2 separate regions of the Mus musculus genome follow, and region 1 is linked to region 2. The links are chromatin loops, found by intact Hi-C in ENCODE. Cell type or tissue: heart. All regions are shown on one strand. Each heading gives the region's core, and the rest is flanking DNA. Links, peaks and the distances in the headings are about the cores only.

Evidence for each region. A loop is a pair of places that touch in the nucleus more often than their neighbours do. Peaks named below come from ENCODE experiments on the same cell type or tissue, not always from the same donor. Only the 100,000 strongest peaks of a DNase experiment are listed, where the experiment ranks them.
Region 1: it touches region 2 in a loop (2.2-fold over the local background); 1 of 42 quality-filtered maps calls a loop at or near these places.

What each region holds. Positions count from the first base shown.
Region 1 is chr8:85,489,976-85,495,344 of GRCm38, reverse strand. It overlaps Gpt2 (glutamic pyruvate transaminase (alanine aminotransferase) 2), which reads right to left and starts at 2,769. Exons shown (of 12, transcript NM_173866.4): 1 at 2,656-2,769; 2 at 2,176-2,440. The coding sequence starts at 2,418. In heart, for the core only: a CTCF peak has its summit at 2,680; a DNase peak (open chromatin) is centred at 2,824; H3K4me3 peaks cover 2,259 bases; H3K27ac peaks cover 1,635 bases; H3K27me3 peaks cover 939 bases.
Region 2 is chr8:85,430,312-85,435,680 of GRCm38, reverse strand. 4921524J17Rik (RIKEN cDNA 4921524J17 gene) reads left to right here and starts at 2,840. Exons shown (of 4, transcript NM_025722.3): 1 at 2,840-3,022. The coding sequence starts at 2,957. In heart, for the core only: a CTCF peak has its summit at 2,913; DNase peaks (open chromatin) are centred at 2,800 and 4,690; H3K4me3 peaks cover 3,452 bases; H3K27ac peaks cover 3,402 bases.

The sequences.
Region 1 (5,369 bases), core at 201-5,200, 60 kb before region 2:
AACATCCCCCCAAAACATAGTGAACTGGGGGGCAATGGAGCGGGAATAACAGTATGGCGGCCTGAGACTAAGGCCAGTGCTCTCTAGCTCTCCCCATCCTCTGCTTTACGGGTCCAACAGGAAAGCAGCTATTTCACGAAAGATAGAAAGAATTCCTGGAATCTCTCCCAGCTCTGGATGCAGAGAAACCAACTGTGGTGGGGCAGAACAGGGAACACTTTCAGCCTGGCTTTGTTTTAGCAGGAAGACTGTTGTCCTGAGAAGAGACAGCTGCAGCCTCCCAGATATCAAAGTTTGAAAAAGAAATGCACAGGCTCTATGTCTCTAGCCCACCAGTGTGTCAGGCACAAAAAAACGGAGCCAGCCTTCTCTGGGCCAACCTTTAAACAGCCCAGTGGGCAGGAGAGATGGTGGAAGGTTAGTAGCAGAGGAATCCAGTTCAGTTCCCACATCAGGCGGCTCACAAGCACCTGGAACTTCGGCTCCAAGAAGATCCAACTCTTGATTTGCTTTGCTTGGTTTGGTTTTTGGAGACAGGGTTTCTCTGTGTAGCTGTAGAACAGGCTGACCTTGAACTCAGAAATCGACCTGCCTAAGCTTGTACCACCAAGAAACTTCTCTGGTCTCCATGGGCACCTGCACTTATGTGCACATAACTACACACATATACATATTTTAAAATAATAAAAACAAATCTAAAAAAATAAATAAATAAACTCAGCCCTGCAAAGAGTCAGCAATAGACACTGATGGATCCGACACAGCGTTTTTAGTAGAATTGGGTATCTGATGTAGGTAGGCTTCATAAAAAATTCCAATGGAAAGAAGAGAGAGATTCTAAGAGTTCTTCTTACATACTCAAGGATACTGAGTGACCATGCTACTCTGCAGACACTGGGATCTGCTGAGTATGGAAACAAAATCAAGAAACCCTCCCATCCATCCACATCTTGAATCAGAATGATCTGGTGACCTTTTTCTTCTTTCTCTTTCTCTCCTTCCCTTCTTTCTTCCTTCCTTCCTTCCTTCCTTCCTTCCTTCCTTCCTTCCTTCTTTCCCTTCTTCCTAAGATTTTTCCAGACAGGCTTTCTCTGTGTAGCCCTAGCTGTCCTGGAACTCACTCTGCAGACTAGGCTGGCCTAGAGCTCACAGAGATCTGCCTGTCTTTAGCCTCCCAAGTGCTAAAATTAAAAACATGTGCCACCACCACCCAGCTAACGTTTTCTTTTTAATCTTAGTAGTGATGTTCCCTCTTGACTCTGCCTTCCAAATCTCACCCAGTTTAAAACCCAGTATCTTAGCAGGGCATTGTGTTCTGTGCCTGGATGCCTGTAAACCCCGACGCATAGCAGGTGCAGGTAGGAGGATGTGGAGTCGAGGACAACCTGGGCTACATAGTCAGACCTTGGCCCCAGAACAAAGAACTTGGTTTCACATACGGCCAAACCACCCTAGTTGGGACAGGGAGACACAGCTAAGTTCAAGCCAGCCTCCCTGGCTGGTATCACCAAGATGAAGTCCCAGGTTCACCTCATTAAGGTCATAAGGACCCAACTCTCCCACTATAGCAATCAAAGGTTCTCGGGGTACAAAATAAGGAATTCTACCCATCTCTTTTCCAGAGTCCCGGTCTTGTCAAGCCACTGTGGCTGGCAAACACCCAGCAGGCCTCTGCCAGAAAAAAGGGTTCGGGAACAAACCAGCCAGTCACACAGTCTTCCTTCCTCCCTCCGCTCCTACTTAACAGGGTTTTCACCTCGCCACCCCCCCCCCCAGCCCCTTCGTCTCACTTCAAAGAACTTACTTATTCTCTATCTGAAACTCTCACTTCTATATTTGCTTGTTTTCCCCCTTCCAAGGGATCCACGAGGGTAGGGCACTTAGGGAACACGCAGTGCCTGGCAGCAGAGGCCGCTCAATAACTGGGCACAATTCAACAAGTGAACCGTCGAAGGCCTCACTTTGTGCCAGATGCGGGGCACTGGTGGGTGACGGGAGAGAGAGGGGGCGTTCTCTCGCTTTAGCCAAAAATGGCACAAAGAAGAAGCTGAAAGCCGAGGGGGTGGGGGGTTTCGGAGGGTTGGAGGTCCTTCAGGAGGACCCCAAAGTAGCTTGCCACAGTTCTTCCCGCCATGAACGCCCCCTGGCCTCGCCCCCCGCAGGCCCTGCGCTCACCCGCTGCAGCTCCATCTCGATCTCGCCGGCTTTGAGCACGATGGGTCCCCGCACAGCGTACTCCACCGCCTTCACCTGCGGGTTCATGGACTCCAGGGTGAGGATGCGGTCTCGAGGGCTGCGCTCCGGTCGCACCTTGAGCGCCGCCGAGGCTTCGGCTGCAGCGCTGCTGTGACTACGGCCCCAGGGGCCCGAGGCGCGGGGGCAGGAGCCCCGCCGCACCAGCACCGCTGCCCGCTGCATCGCGAACCTGCCGAGATTAGCCCTGGCCCAGAAAGAAGGAGAGCAAGACGTCACGCACAGCCCCAGGTGGACACCAGTCCCCCAAGAACCCAAGGCTCTCGGCCGGCAGCGCCAGCCTAGCTCCAGGGCTGTATTCCCACCCTCTGGTTACTGGGACCTTGCACCCTGCCACTGCAGCACCAAGACGCTACACCGCTAGGTTGCCGGAGCTGCGCCTAATGTGGGTATGCAACGTGCCTGTCGCCGCGGGACCGTCCGCACCGCTCCGGTTAAGGTGAGCCTGGGCTGCTCCCAAACCCGGTGGCCGGCCACCGCATCCTGGCGCCTGGCACCAGCACCTCCTGGCTCCCTGTATTCGCACACCCACCGCCGCCGACTCCGCCTCGGGCCTGCGCGCTGACTTCTGGGTCTTGTAGTTGTCTTGACCGTATCAACACTGCAGTGATGAACCGGATAAACTACAAGTCCTCTAAAGCCTGGCGCAGGCCAGACTGGGCTGGGCGGGGGGTGGGGAGCGGTCGTCTGGGCGGGGTCTTGGTGACAGAGAATCCCTACTTTAAGGCAGCGACTGTCCTTTCCAGAGGCTTTTGGAATTTTTTATTTGCTACTTGGCTGCTTCTCCCTAGATGCACACCCCGCCTCCCTTCACCCTCACCTCGGGACACCTACAGTGACGTGGGATGCGTGGTGATGCACTCTTCGCCTTGAGTTTCATCATCCCAGCCATATGGTTCTCCTAGCCACTCAGGGGCAGCTGGTTAGGAAGTAGGGCCACTGAAACTTGATATGCCACCCAGTCTCCTTCTCAGAATCAACGTTCTTGTTAGCAAAAATCTGTGTATGGGGAGGGTGGGGTGGGGGGATGGGGGTAGGGAGGTTGTAGGAAGGGACCACACACCAAGTGCTACAGTTTTGCATCACCTCTCTATCCGAAGGCCCACCTCACATCCATTGTATCCATTTTATTTTCTTTCTAGCCTTCCTAGCATCTAAAATTTACCTCATTTAGATACTTCTAGAGGACTCAGAAGGATAAAAACAATGTTTTTATTTTGTTTTGTTTTGTTTCTGTCCGTTGATTTCACAACATCTCTAACACTATATAGGCACTTAGTAAATATTTGTTGACTACACAGAACATGGTGGCAATTACTTTGGGCAAAAGTATCCAGCCAGTAGATCCCTCCACACATGCATTTTGCACATGCGGAGTGTATTAGAAAGAGTTCTCTAGAGTCACAGAACTATACAGTAAACAACAGCTATATAGTTGTCTCTATATAGTAAAGGAATTTGTTGATGGCATACATTCTGTAGTCCAACTCCCCATCAATGGTCAGCAGCAGCTGTGAATGGAAGTCCAAGGATCTAGCAGTTGCTCAGTCCCACATGGTAAGCAGGCAAAGAAGAGTGAATCTTCCTTCTTCCGATGTCCTTATGTAGGTCTCCAGCAGAAGGCATAGTCCAGATTAAAGGTGTGATGGCACACACCTTTAATCCCAGATAACAATGAACTCAGAGATCTCCCTGTCTTAATCTTCTGGGATTCATACCCACTATGCCTCAGAGAGCCTTCTAATTCTGGATTGCAGTTCATTCCAGATATAGTCAAGCTGAAAACCAGGAATAGCCACTACACGGAGCAAGCTTGGGACAAGACTAGGTTGAGTGTGCAATTGGTGCAAAGGTAGAAATGTAAGCTAGGGGGCTGGAGAGATGGCTCAGCGGTTAAGAGCACCAACTGTGCCCGGCGTGGTGGTGCACACCTTTAATCCCAGCACTCGGGAGGCAGAGGCAGGGGGATTTCTGAGTTCGAGGCCAGCCTGGTCTACAGAGTGAGTTCCAGGACAGCCAGGGCTATACAGAGAAACCCTGTCTCAAAAACCAAAACCAAAACCAAAAAAAAAAGCACCAACTGCTCTTCCAGAGGTCAATTCCTGGCAACCACATGGTGGCTCACAACCATCTGTAATGGGATCTGATGCCCTCTTCTGGTGTGTCTGAAGACAGCTACAGTGTACTCATATAAATAAAATAAAATAAATAAATCTTTTTTTAAAAAATTCCTTAAAAAAAATAAAAAAGAAAGAAATGTAAGCTAACAGGCTGAGCCACAAACTTCTGCAAGGAGGACATGATGGAGGACATGATGGAGGACATGATGAAGGACATGATGGAAGACATGATGGAGGACATGATGGAGTTGATTTCCTTCCCTCTGCCTCAGACTCCCTATCTGCAAAATAAATTGAGTTAAATGGCCTCCTTTTTCCCTTGGTGTCTTGAACATTTTGTAATTCTGGGAGTTTTGAGGCCAAACAGCCCAGAGTTTGCACAGTCGCAACAAACACATTTGTCTTATGAAACTTGGGAAAAGGAGACACTATTTATTCAGTGTAGGGGAGAGGCAGTATAGGGGAGACAGAAGCAGGAAATTGAGGTGGTGGTGGGCTGAGAATAATTGCACACAACCACTTTTGAGTCACCTGACTTCAAGCATGTCACTGTCCTCCTCATGTGTGAAATGGAGGCAGCAGTACCTACCATGAGCAACTGAGGAGAAAGTTCTGGTGGGACTTGGCAGAACTTGGATCCTGAAGTTACACCACACTCTTGTTGATCTCTCCTCAAGGGACTACCATACACTTTGATCAAACAAATCGATTACTCATGAAAGAGGAATGTGTCAGGGAGAACAGAAGCCAAAGATAGCTCTAAGTATTCCTTAGTAAACGAGTCTGACTTGTCAAGTCCCTGCAAAGAAGTTATTTATGTGGTATAGGAGGCTGCTGCTGCTTCTCTGTCATCTTCTCTTACAAGGAAAGAAATAGTTTATTAAGGGAGAGATGCAAAGAAGTAGAGAGGTGAGCCAGGCCTTCCCTGTGGGCTGCCTCCCAGAAAGCAAGCAGGAAAAAAGGCTGTCTGGGCTTTTTTTTTTTTTTTTTTTTTTT
Region 2 (5,369 bases), core at 273-5,272:
TCTCCTCTCTCTCCTCTCTCTCTCTCCTCTCTCTCCTCTCTCTCCTCTCTCTCCTCTCTCCCCTCTCTCCCCTCTCTCCCCTCTCTCCCCTCTCTCCCCTCTCTCCCCTCTCTCTCTCCTCTCTCTCTCTCTCTCTCTTTCTTTCCCCCGAGACAGGGTTTCTCTGTATAGCCTTGGCTGTCCTGGAACTCACTTTGTAGTCCAGGCTGGCCTCAAACTCAGAAATCCGCCTGCCTCTGCCTCCCAAGTGCTGGGATTTAAAGGCGTGCGCCACCGCTGCCCGGCTCCCTCCTTGCTCTCTTAAGCTTTTACTTTCCTCACACACTCTCTCTAAGCTCTTACTCTCTTAAGCTTTCACCTATCTTATTCTTTCTCTTCTTCTCTCTCTCTTTCCCCCTTCTCTCCTCTTGGCTCTGACTGGTCTCTCACTCTCTCTTTTACCTTCTCTTTTTCCCCTTGCCGTTCTACAATAAAGCTCTAAAACCATAGACTGTTCATCAAGGCCCGCTGTGCTTGGACGATGGGATGGACTTTCTTCTAAGGAGCCACTTCTAACCTCCTGTCAGAAGGCCTTCCTGTGTTCCACCCATGAACTGGACTAAAGACTCTCGCCTGCATGGGAACCTCTCTCCCTCTGCCCTCTTCTGGTATCTCTGGGGCGAGAGTGTGTTTTCTCAGCTCCTCTGCTGTATCCAGCGTGGGATGATGGAGACTGAGAACCTGGTACGGGGGCTGCCCCTTGCCCATCCCTCCGCTGTGTGGGATCAGTGGCTTCACACAGCCAGATGCCCACTCAGAGCTGCGTGGAAAGCGTTCTGCAGTCCTCCCGCATCTGCCGCCCAGAGCACAGGAACTCTGGCGGGTCGCGGGCACTCTCTCCTACTCCCCTCTTCCCCTACACCCAGAGCCCCGCAATAGAGAGTAAATATTCTCATGAATGAAGCACAGTAAAGAAAGATACGATCAAGTGAAGACTAAAACCTTCAGATCAATCACTATGCCCTTCAGCTTCACCTTCAGCCTCTTGGTTTGGGATGGACTCATCTGAGATCCTTGGACAGGCCCAGTCTTCCCCTATCCCAACTACAGCTCATGTGATGCTGCTTCTGGTCCAGTTCTCCAAGCCCAGAGCTTTTCCTCATGCATGTACCATGCTTGTGGCATCTCTAATATTTTGGGGTCTCTGTTGAAACTAAGGATTCACCTTGACAGCTTTTGAAAATAGTCTTTTGGTGCCGCCTTGCAGGAAATCTGATCCTGCCATGCATGCCTGGTCTCTGCAGCTTGTAGTACAAGGCTTGGTGGCCCCTCATACTTACACCTCTCTCTTTTTAAATAATCAAATTTTAATGGAATGCCATGAATCTTGACAAGAAATTCATTTTTTTAATCTGCCAGAATACATAAAACTTTTGCACAAATGTTACACACATATGCAGAGAGAGAGAGAGAGAGAGAGAGACTTTGAGAGACTTTGTTTACACAAAAGGCCTCTGTCTTGTTCCAGGAATTTAGTGGCATGGAACAGTAATTCCCTGCCCTCCACCCACATTCGTGTGTCAATTCTTTTCCAACTTGGCAATCAAACAGGACTGTGAGTTCTGACCCCAGCTGATACAGAAAAATCACTAACTCTAAGCCCACTTTCTTTCTTCCTGTGATCCATCTCCCTAGTGTGCCCTCTTTTCTTTCTTTTTTTCTTTTTTTTTAGATAGGGTTTCTCTGTATAGCTCTGGCTGTCCTGGAACTCACTTTGTAGACCATGCTGGCCTCGAACTCAGAAATCCGACTGCCTCTGCCTCCTGAGTGCTGGGATTAAAAGCGTGCAGACACCACACCGGGCTTAGTGTGCCCTCTTGAGAGAGTAAAGGTCGTGTGTGTGTCCAGGCAGTGAACATTACATTTCTCTTACTTGCAAGACCAGTAGCCCAAGATAATGCTGTCAGCTCCAGATGTCATCTGCTCCCTTTGATCCAAAGTGGCAGAAGTTTTGTGTCCCTTCAAGGCTGATCCTGGAGACTTCCTTAGGGGGTTATTTGGGATTGGGGAACCCTTGTGTTAAGGACTCTATTCACACACACACTTCTTTTAACTGACTTTACATTTTCACACGTTTAGATTTTTTTTTTTTGGACAGGTAGTGTCTTTGTCCTGAGATACCTTTCCTATAGTACAGAGTATGAGGAGTCTCTTTAACAATGGCAGATGCTCTGTGTGTTACCCCTCCCTTTTCTGCAACTTTATACCCAGCTCATGCTCCTTTCTTCATCAAACTACAGTTTAAAAATATCTCTCTGCTCTCTCACTGTAGATCTGAACAAGAGCAGTGAAAGCTGGGATGATAGGAGTGCACAGCATTTTGTTTCACTTTTCAAATAATTTGCTTTTAATTTTAAACTACTCAGTATCAGTGATACACAAGATGAAACCAGACCAACCTCTCCACCCCCTCCAAAAACAAAGCCTTGTAGACTGTTCCTTGAAGGCAGACATTTCTTATTCGGTGTGCTTAATAGTGGATCGTAGGCAATTATTTAATGAATAGTGAAGTTTATACCCCTGACGCTGGAAGCCTAGGGGTTTCATCGAGTGTCTATTATAATTTCTCTCGGATTAGCATTGCTGACATTTGCAGAGAGGTTTTCCGTTGCCAGTAACCATTTCAGGCTCTGGTTCTGGGGCCGACGAGGGGGCGTGCCCAGCACCAGGGCTCGGCCCACCTGTGCGTTGGTTGGTGGAGTCTCGTCGGAGCCACGCCCCCGAGCGGTCCACCGCCTTAGAGGGCGTGGCGATGGGACTTCCCTGGAAGGGCCGCGGCGCCCCCCTCCTCCAACCCGCACGCAGCCCCGCGCACGCGCACGCGCGCCTCCACGGCTGGGTCGCGGCTGGAGTGAGGACGCGCTGTGTGGAGCAGCGGAGGCACGGCGCTGCTTCCACCGCTGCTCAGGAGGGGAGCATGTCTGCAACTCGAGCCAAGAAAGTGAAGATGGCCACCAAATCGTGCCCCGAGTGCGACCAACAGGTGGGCTGGGCCGGCGCGAGCGGGCGGGGCGGGCAGGGCGGGTGGCCGTTGCTCGGCGGCGGTTGGCGGTGCGCGGCGGCCCGCGGGCGGCGGGGGCCTGGGAGCGGGGACCCGGCGCTGCCCCTTCTGGTCCCGGGCCGGCCCGCGGACCCCTGCCGCCCCGCATGGCTTTGTTCGCGGTTGGGGAGAGTGCGGTGCTGCTTCTCAGCTGTCGCTCCCCGCCACCTGGGTGGCAGCATAAAGCAGACAAAAGGACAGTAATGGTGCTAACTTTTTTGCAAATTTGTGGACTTCCGGAACGCCGCAAAAAAACCAACCAGTTTGATGTGTGGTTTCTAGTCCTTCCACTACGTTGTTAACGGAACACGGTTCGAATAAAGTCGGCGTTGAGGCTCTTCCTCTCTGCGTGTGCCCCGTCCCATTCGTGCTATTTACTGTTGTAAATTTGACATGTCTGCTTACAGATTTTTTTTTTAAATATGCGGATTCGTGAATTTGAAATCATTCATATTTAGACTGAACTCATGGAGTAATAGTCGTAATTTTTAAAAAAATCATTTTTCTTTTCCTACATTTAAGTACGCCTAATTATAGTGTGATGAACAAAAACTCATTCCATTAAAATCATCCTTAGGCCTTCATGCCGGCATGCAGATCTGGCTGTACTTCTTTTTCCTGAATCTTCCTAAAATGACTACCTCTCTCTCTTCCCCTCCCCCCTCCTTCTCTCTGGAGTAATTGGAAATGGGTGGAGACTTAAAATCTGATTTAAGTATATTATTTAGGGCGTGTCCTTGTAGGTTTATTAAAATCTTTAAACAAAAAAGTTACATGTTTTATTCAGTATGATTTATAGGCAATGTTTAAAAATGCTGATGATGGAAAGTTGTGCAAGTTTAGTCGATAGAGCATACCAGTCTGCAATATCAAAACAGTCATGTTTTCCAAAATGTAGAGTTACGTTCATTCTTTCCACCCAACTAAATTGTAGCAAACTTGCACTTTGTGATCAGTCTGTTGGCAGATTACTTTGATGTTTAAATAATTTTCAGTTAAGGCTTTTACAGTATGAATTATGCATTCTGTTTCTGTAGGGCACAAGTCCCTTGTTTTACTTGGCATAAAATAATCTTTTGGGGAAAATATCTGTTTTTAATTTCCTGGTTATTGGCCAGTGAGATGGCTTTAGGTGGTAAAGGTGCTTTCTGCTCAAGCCTGACTACCTGAGGTAGATCCCTGTAAAGGTGGAAGGAGAGAACGGCTGTACGGTTAACCTCTGACCTCCACACCCGTGCTGCGATGCTCACACCTACACAATCACACACATTGATGAGTTAAAAAGAAAAACAAAAAACCCCTGAAAATTGAAAAAGGCAAAAGACAAACAAACAAACAAACAAAAAAACCCTGGTTAAAGGAAGAGCAGAAGACGTTAGCTTTTAGACTTGAGGCTGTAAAACAAACCAGAGTTTTATTTGGAGAGATGACATTTACTTTGCTATACAATATAATATCCCCCCCCCTTTTTTTTTTTCTTTTTGGTTTGTGCCTGGGAGCCTGGGAGGCAGAGAAGAGCCTGGGGCAGTCTGCTCTCTGCTTGCATCCTGTAAGGCCCCCTGGGTTGGGACTGAGATTTCCTGCCTAGCCGTTTCCCAGGCTCCACATTGCATTCCTTCCTCCAAAGTCAGCTCTGGCTTGGTTTTAGATGCAATAATAAAATACCCCGGACTGGATATGAGTAATGAACATTAATCTGCTTGGCCACAGTTCTGATGGAAGTTCAAGGCCAGGCTGGGTTCTAGTGAGAATTCTGGCTTGTAGATACCCGCTGCCTCCTTGGTGTTCTCCTGTGGCAGTGACTGCTCTAGTCTCATTTAAGGTCACTAATCCCGTTAGGAGCTTCCCACTTCACTTAAACTCAATTATCTTTGGGACAGCCTTACTTGGAAATACCATCACAGTGGGGTTTAGGGAGTCATTATGCAAATTTTGGAAAGTGAACACATTTAATCTTTTAGAAGCTAGGAAATTGGTTTTTTATTTGGTCTTTTATTCTTTTTTTATTTTGTTTTGTTTTGTTGATTTTTTTTTTTTTTTTTGAGACAGGGTTTCTCTCTGTAGCCTTGGCTGTCCTGGAACTCACTTTGTAGACCAGGCTGGCCTTGAACTCAGAAATCCGACTGCCTCTGCCTACCAAGTGCTGGGATTAAAGGCGTGCGCCACCACGCCCTGATGGCATCTTTTATTCTTAATACTGAAGAGAATATACATGATGACAAATTAATTTTTGGTGATTCCCCAATGGTAGTGTTCAAAAACCAAGGCCTTGAGCCCTTTGTTGATATAT